2 separate regions of the Homo sapiens genome follow, and region 2 is linked to region 1. A link is a contact called in ENCODE Hi-C data. All regions are on one chromosome and are shown on one strand. The core of a region is the stretch at or near the end of the contact, and the rest is flanking DNA. Distances in the headings are between cores, read along the strand shown.

Evidence for each region. Hi-C counts contacts between places; a loop is a spot of excess contacts on that map.
Region 2: a loop to region 1 is called in a map of chondrocyte, with 2.2 times the contacts of the local background. The contact joins the promoter of AVL9 here to the promoter of PDE1C in region 1. A Hi-C loop is called at or near these places in 1 of 168 maps with a recorded cell type or tissue (chondrocyte).

Annotation. Positions count from the first base shown.
Region 1 is chr7:32,068,417-32,072,527 of GRCh38, reverse strand. PDE1C (phosphodiesterase 1C) reads left to right here and starts at 2,121. Exons shown (of 18, transcript NM_001191057.4): 1 at 2,121-2,235. The coding sequence starts at 2,135.
Region 2 is chr7:32,493,713-32,497,823 of GRCh38, reverse strand. It overlaps AVL9 (AVL9 cell migration associated), which reads right to left and starts at 2,335. Exons shown (of 16, transcript NM_015060.3): 1 at 2,022-2,335. The coding sequence starts at 2,114. It also overlaps a transcript of LSM5 not described here. RefSeq lists enhancers at 941-1,739, 1,740-2,538, 2,612-2,821 and a silencer at 1,872-2,521.

The sequences.
Region 1 (4,111 bases), core at 872-3,371:
CCATTCTCAAAACACGTCACTATAAAAATTTCCTCTTGTGACATTCTATTTCCCCAGGGCACTGTTTCTCTGCTGGGTGACACTGGAAGGGTAATTGGTTTTATTCAGATAGATGAACTCCATGTTAAAATATTGCTTAATGTTACCATTGCCTAGTAATAATACCTTAACTCAGTGAAAATATATGCGCCTCCATAAACCTTAAAAGGCTGCCTTTAATGGGGCGACTTCAGATTTACCTGGCAGGTGAGTAGGTAAGTCGTTTTTCATCAAACAGGTCTTTTGTCTTACCTTGAGTTACTACCTTCTCTGCTAGAATGCATGGGGCCAGCCAAGCATCCTCATCACTCTCACCTCTAAGTTCTGGAAAATGAATGCCAATTATGAAGTGGGTGAGCATTTATGATTTAGAGACCATTTTATTCCTTTGTTAAGGTCAGGTGAATGGAACTTTACTTGAGCAGTGAAGAGAAACTAGTCCTCACTTCTAAGTTTATCATGCTTTTGGGAAGCAGGTAATCATCTAATAGATAGGAAAATAATTCTGAGAGTGTGATGGAAAGAAGTATTACCTGTCATTGAGGAAAAATACTGTATAGGGCATGCCCCACCCTGAATCTCAGGAACCCTGAGAGCCAGGTTTGAAATAGCCCCTGGTGGTGGCTTCACCTAGAAGGAAGTTTGACGGACCCTTCTGTGATGTCGCTTGCAATCATCTTGGGCATGGATTCCCCCAGTCTTTGGTTCCTCTCTTCATCTGTCCTCCCTCCCTGACTCCCAACTTCATACCTGGTCCCGTTCTTCCAGAGCATTCTACCTTATTGACATTGTTCATGAACTAGGGGAACCCTGACAGTGAGTTGCAGCTTTGTGGAGCTGAAACTTTGTCACCATCCACAGCCGCCCAGCCAGCACCCAGGAGGGACCCTCTTGAGTAGCGTGTGATATTGATCTGAAGAAACTTACCTCCTCACTATTGGTATATTTTCTCCTTTTCTTCCGCACAAGAGAGAGAGATGGGGGTGGGGGGGTGAAAGGGAGGGAGGGAGGGAATGAGGGAGGAGAGAGAGCGCGAGCGAGAGAGCCCCTTTAGCAAGAAAACATCAAGAGTTTTTGAGTGTGGTGTGTGGTTCCCTTCGTCCCCATCAGTCGCTTCAATATTTCAAAATGGATCCGGTTCTGTGGCGGGTGCGAGAGTGAGGCTGTGGGGGACCTCCAGGCCCAACCTCCGCGAAGCCTCGCGGCTTCTGCGTGCCCTGGCCCCGGGAGGATAAGGATTTCCCTTCCCTCCTACTTGCGCGCGGAGCCGAGCTCTTGTTGAGGTGAGGGTTCCGGAAGCCCACGCAGCTCCGCAGGTCGGTGGTGGCCGCGGCTGCCCTGCGGGGGTGAGTGTGCCCGGCCGGGGTCGGAGCCCAGCGTGTGCCCGGCAGACGGCGGTGCCCGCGCGCCCCTCCCTCCGCGCCCGCGGTGACAGCCCAGACACCAGCCCGGGCGCTGACAGACGACTTTTCTCACTTGTCAGTTTTCTCGCTTGTCAGCAGAGCTGCTGGTAAGTGAGAGAAAACAGAGGGGCGCGAAGGCAGGCGCGGCCAGGGAGTGAGCGGGGCGCTGGGCGCGGGGCGGAGCCGGGTGCGCGGCGTCCGGGTCAGGCCCCACCGCCCGCGCCGGCTCCCGCTTTGCTCAGCCGCCGCTTTTCTCTCCCTTCTCACTTTCTCTCCTCCCCACCCAGCCCTCCTTTTCACCTCCAAACCCTTTAGCTGCGCGCTGATCGCTTCTGTGGCTTTGTTTGGGGGTAGGGGGAGAATACGAATAGACCCGAGGTGCTTTCTCTTGGAGCTGGAGTCCAATCCCAATCCCTATCTCTATCCCTATCCCTGTGCTTATCCCTGGGCATTAGCCCGGGACCATGGCTGGTTCCCGCAGCTGCCTCCGGAGCGCACCTGGGGCCATGGTTTGCCGCGATCGGAGTCCGCTCTAAGTCGGAGTCTGGGGGCGCAGAAGGGGGAGCGCGCCGAGAAAGTGCCGGGCAAACGCGCGCCGCGCCTGGCTGGGCATCGCGAGCTGGGCGAGGAGACGGGGAGGGGACAGCCCAAACTATCTCAGCTTCACCGCCAGTGGTCACCTACCTGCAGCTATGGAGTCGCCAACCAAGGAGATTGAAGAATTTGAGAGCAACTCTCTGAAATACCTGCAACCGGAACAGATCGAGAAAATCTGGCTTCGGCTCCGCGGGCTGTAAGTATACCTATTTACTTCTCCTGCCCCATTTCCCGCTCCCATCCTTATTTTACCACACAGCCGCAGTCACGACTGCTCACCCTGTTCCTGCATGGGCCTTTAAATACAACCCTAGAAGTTCCACAACTGCTGCTCTGTTAATTACAGTCACTGCTACTTTTCTTCCAACACAGAGAGGGTTGTCTTTCTGTCTTAGAATGCCTTGCTGTTCCAAGTCATGCTTTTTTGGGGGGAAGGAGAGATGTCCTTTGATGAGTCAGTTATGGTGGCCCAATACTCAATGAGGTGTTTCTGATCCTTTTTGCCCAGGGAGAAAAGTTTGAGACCCAGACAGGGACTTTTAATTGAAGGAAGAATTTTTCTCTGCAAACTGCTTGCATACACTTGGGCAGGTGGTCCAAGAACTTACCAACAGTTAAAATTCAACATGCATTCTGGCTGCTACATTTCTTTTTTCCCTCTCCTTAGCCCAGTCGAACTTCTGATATTTCCTGGGGTTCTTTTTGGTGGAGAAATGTTTACTAGAAGGAAAGGCTCTTGTGGAGAAAGGGGGGGCAGAAACGATATTGGGGTTTTCTTGCAATATTTGAACAATGAAATAGAGTGGCCAGAATTCTAGTTGCCCTGATGGATGGAGATCTCTGAATTTCATTCACTTCATTGGGTTCTGTCTGTTTTTGGGTACTGAGGAGAGGTGACCTGAAAATACATGGTATTTTCTGTAAAAATATTTCATCATCAGTGAACTGCTGGTCACTCCAGTCAGGAGCTTGAGGGATAGCTGTATATTCACAGCTTGCTCCTCAGTCACTGGGCAGGTCCCAAAGACACCTTCCATTACTACTAGATACTACTTTCATCAGTCATTTGGCATCAGATATCTAGTGTGGTTTAAAAATATGGCTTTTCTCCAAGCATATTCTCTAGACATTCTGTTTCTAACAAGGGCACTGATGGGAAAACCAGCTTCCTGCCAGTTTGTTTGTTTTGCTGCTGTTATTGTTTTTGAAAGCACACACACAAACAAAAGACAAATAAAAAATGTGTTGATCTAAGTTAGCTTGATATTCAAAGTTTCTAAGGAGAAGCATTAAGGTAGTATGTGTTTCTTTAAGGGGTCCTTATTGACAGGTGCAATTTATAAAAGCCATTCCATATATAGTCCAAGTGAGCTTCATTGCCATTGATTTCAATGGGAAACCATGCCAAATAATTTGATTTTTGACTTGTCTAGCCACCGCTAGTGGAGACTGTAAATTTATTTGGAAACCTTGTCTCTGGCTGGCAGGCTTTCCTGACAGTTTAGATGCCTGCAACGCAGCAGCTCTCGGAGTGGTGTTTACAGTAATCTCATGTTATATTTAGTGAACATTACGTCCGATTGTATTGTGCTGCACACAGAAAGTTTGTTGTGTCCACAAAGTCTGGGCCCAAAGTGTATAATGTGAAAGCGTTGTCGAGCTGGATTCCTTGCCATGCTGACTAGAGGGATTCATATCCATACACCCAGGAACTTCTTCTCTTGGACTGCTTTTCAATTTAAACCGACTCCATGGAGACATTTGGGCTAGAGACAAGTGTTTGGTCAAATCAGCAATGCTGAGGCGGGAACTTGTGTGGAAAAGCATTAGCACTTACAACACTGCGTCGTGTAGCTTTCTCAGTTTCATATCTGCTAGGCTTCTCTCTCCAAGGTGTTGCAGTGTAATGTAACTACATTTTCATTTTCTAGTCTCTTGTATCTACTCAGAACCTAGTGCTTTTGAACATGAAAAGTGTGGGGTGATTATAGCTTCACTTTCTAATTTGAAAAGGAGATGCTATTATTTGTTATTATTATACATATTTTTACCAGTATGTGATCCTTACCACT
Region 2 (4,111 bases), core at 1,086-3,585, 430 kb before region 1:
AAAAATTAGCCGGGCGCGGTGGCGGGCGCCTGTAGTCCCAGCTACTCGGGAGGCTGAGGCAGGAGAATGGTGTGAACCCAGGAGGCAGAGCTTGTAGTGAGCCGAGCTCCACTGCACTCCAGCCTGGGTGAGAGAGTGAGATTCCATCTGAAGAAAAAAAAAAAAAAAAAGAACTAATGGTCAACATGACCCACGGCAATTTTGAATACTTGGAAGAGCAGTCTAAGTACCCTCACACAAGTTAAAACCGTGTTAAGTCAGAGTCACAACTCAATGAGCCATGCACCTTTAATTTACACCTGGAAGTAAAATAGTTAAAGTGGAGAATTAGGTAGCTGATTAATCTATCCTGGGGCAAATCTTACATACTTTAATTAAAGCCTCTGAAAACACCTGATGTACAGGTTATAAAGAACAGATTCTAGACCAGTCATTCTAAGACTTATGCATGTAACACACACTTTCCAAAACTTTTTTTTTCGCTCTTGTTGCCCAGGCTGGAGTGCAATGGCGTGATCTCGGCTCACAGCAACCTCTGCCTCCCGGCTTCAAGCAATTCTCGTGCCTCAGCCTCCCAAGTAGCTGGGATCACAGGCATGTGCCACCACGCGCAGCTAATTTTGTATTTTTAGTAGAGGCGGGGTTTCACCGTGTTGTCCAGGCTGGTTTCGAACTCCTCACCTCAGGTGATCCACCCGCCTCGGCCTCCCAAAGTGCTGGGATTGAGACAGGGTCTTGCTCTCTCACCCAGGCTGGAGTGCAGTGGTGGGATCAAGGGTCACTGTAGCCTCAGCCTCCTGGGCTCAAGCGATGTTCCCACCTTAGCCTACCGAGTAGCTGGGACTACAAGTGCGCTATCACATGCAACTAATTTTTTAATTTTTTTGTGGAGACAGTGTTTCCCTTTGTTATCTAAGCTGGTCTCAAACTCCTGGGCTCAAGTGAGCCTTTCATATCAGTCTCTAAAAGTGCTGGCATTCCAGGTGTGAGGATATATTTCAAAATTACGCACAAACACGATTTTTTCACTCCCATCACTTTTCTCTTATTCCCTAGAGAACTTAATTTTTGCCAATAAGTCTTCTAAAATGTTACATTTCCTGTGGAATGCAAGAAACTAAATGCTTCATTAGCTAGTGGTGGCAATTACTATTTTTAATACTTCAAAAAAGCATTTCAATTTACTGTTCACTAGCACATTATGACATCATTCCCTTCCAGTGTTTGCTTGCTCATTAAATAATCCTGTTTCTATTTTGTTCTCTTGCCTTCAATACATAGATTGCAAATATTCCATTTCAGATGCTGCATTAATGATTCAGTGAGGCTGCTGAAAAACGCCTTTATATTTGAACGGTTTGGTAATACACTTTCTCTTATTGCGGTTGATATGGAGAGATTAATCTCTCACCAAAAGGCAAAATCTGGAGAAGATGAAATAGCAAAACTAAGGACCAATGGGAAGGGGGAGGCAAAGTCAATCGACAACCGTACCTAACAGGAGAGATTCCAAGGCTTCCATCAGATAAACAAAGGAAGCTGATTTTTCTACGGAGGCTGCATGTGCTGCAAGCTACCTGAAGCATTAGTATGCAAGCCCACTGAGCCTATTACCTTGAAAGCAGAGTCCAAGCACTGAATTTTTCTAGACTCCCATTATAGGTGGACACCCAGAAAGCCAGTGGAGACAATGATGGACGGGGAAGAGAGTGGGGCCGGTCTTCGATGCTTTCCTCCCACTCCACCAAAGCAGAAGTTAAAAACCTACAACCTACACGTATCAACCAGCTCCTCCGCTGCTCAACCATTTTTCAGGGGCAGAAGGAAGAGGTTGTGGGGGCTGGGCTTCATGTGGGGCGGGTGGGAGGAGCTGCAAAAGGAGTCAGGTTGAGAGGCGAAGGGTCGCAGGCGCTGTGGGGAGGACTGCACGACGCGAGCTGAGCACACAGAAGCAGGGCAGGGGGGCCCCGGAAGGGGCGAACGCCCGAACGGCTGGGGGCGGGGGCGGGCCCTTTCCTCACCTGGCAGCCCTTCTTGTGGTGAAATCCGACCACCACGATGTGCAGTACGGGCCCCCGGGGGACGCCATCCCCGCCTCTCCTGGCCTTCTCCATGGGCGGCCGCCGCGGGCCCGCACGACGACTTCGACCGCCAAGGGCAGCGGGTCTGACGACCCCACCGTGTGCGGAAAGCCGCGGACTTCGGGTGTCAGCGAGCACAGCACATGAGGGCCGCACAGGGAGATCGGTGGAGGCAAAGCAGCTCCCGCCGCCCCCAGGGCCACGGCCGCCCTTCCCTCATCCGCTTCCGCAGCTTCCGGGCTGTCACCTGACACGGCGGCCGCCGCCGGCGAGGCAGGGCTGGGCAAGGCCGGGAGGGCCCTGACGGGGCGGGGTCTGAGAGGCCGAGGTGGAGCCTGGGGGAGCGGGGTGGGTCTAGGAGAGGAGAGATCGACTCTGTGGGGCGGGGAGGAGCGGGGGGAGGAGCGGGGGGAGGGCGGGTCCGGGTGGGACTTGACGAGGAGCGGCGGGGTGGGGCTTACGTGACCCGGGCGGCTGGGCTTGCAGAGCCTGTGGTGTCCGCGGGACCTGGAGGTGCGGCGTGGCACACCTGCTTTTTCCTCCCTGGATTCAATCTCAAAGCACTTCCTTCTCTTTTGCCTTCTCTTTTTCCTCAAAGTTTTCCCACTTCCCTCTTCTCTTCTGTTTTCCTTGCTTTTTCACATCTTTTCGGTTCACTCTCCGAGTGTCCGATTCCTTCACCTCCTTGCCTTTGCCTCTGTGGCCCCCGTCCTTATTCTTAAATATGTAGTAACATGGAGCATACTGGTGAGGTTGCGTATCTGTGTATTCAGCCTTTAAATTACTTGCTTACTCGAGAATTCTTGTTTGTTTCTTTCTAGAGTTTTTTTTTCTTCGTTTAAATATTATGTGTAGGAATCTGAGACGCATTTAAAACCTGAAACAGAATATCCTTGACAACAAAGGAAGTTTACTTGGATACGTGTAAAATGATTATTCTAGTCCTGCGATTTTATAAGAATATTCTTTTCATTCCATCTCATTTTGGGTGTAGTACTCTGGTCAATACAAAATATATGGGCTCTGTTGTCACCAGGGTTTTTTAATTCCTTTACTGATTGTACTACAATTCTTTTTTAAGCAGTGAATCTCATGTCAATTTAAAGTGCATTATAGAAAAGATTTAACAAGTCTTATCTAGGACAGTTTTCAAATAACCTAAAGGATAGGTGTCTGCTTCAAATAGAATTCGAGATTACTACAGTAACTGTGATATTTTGCACTTCTGGTCTTGAAAAGTAAGGAGCTCTGTTCTAATCTAACCATAGCTGAGAAAAACAGTAGGCTTCCTAAATCAAATTTAGTTTCTGTGATTCAGTAGAACTGTTTTAATGCTAATACTGCAGACATTTTTCAAGATGCTGCTATACATTTCTTTTCTGTATTACAAAATTATTGGCATTGGCTAAGAAAACTGTGTAAAACTATATTGCTCCCTGTATGCAGAATATATTAACTGTTTTCTTAATATATTAACTGTTTTGAGCTGTCAGCTGTGTGATGTGTTAACTATTAATATTTTCTTGATATAACCTGTCTTGATATTTTCCACAATTGGCATGGCTAAAATTACTGTCTAATTGAACACCTTTTAAAGATGTATATAAGGGCCGGGTGTGGTGGCTCACGCCTGTAATCCCAGCACTTTGGGAGGCCAAGGCAGGCAGATCACCTGAGGTCAGGAGTTCTAGACCAGCCTGGCCAACATGGTAAAACCCCCTCTCTAGTACAAAATACAAAAATTAGACCTGTAATCCCAGCTACTCGGACGGCTGAGACAGGAGAATTGCTTGAATCCGGGAGGTGGAGGTTGCAGTGAGCCAAGATTGCACCATCGCACTTCAGCCTGGGGGACAAGAGCGAGATTTCCTCTAAAAAAAAAAAAGATATATATAAAAAGAGGGTCAGGCGTGGTGGCTCATGCTGGTAATCCCAGCACTTTGGGAGGCCGATGCGGGCAGATCACTTGAGGCCAAAAGTTGGAGACCAGCCTGGGCAACATGGTGAAACCCCATCTCTGCTAAAAATGC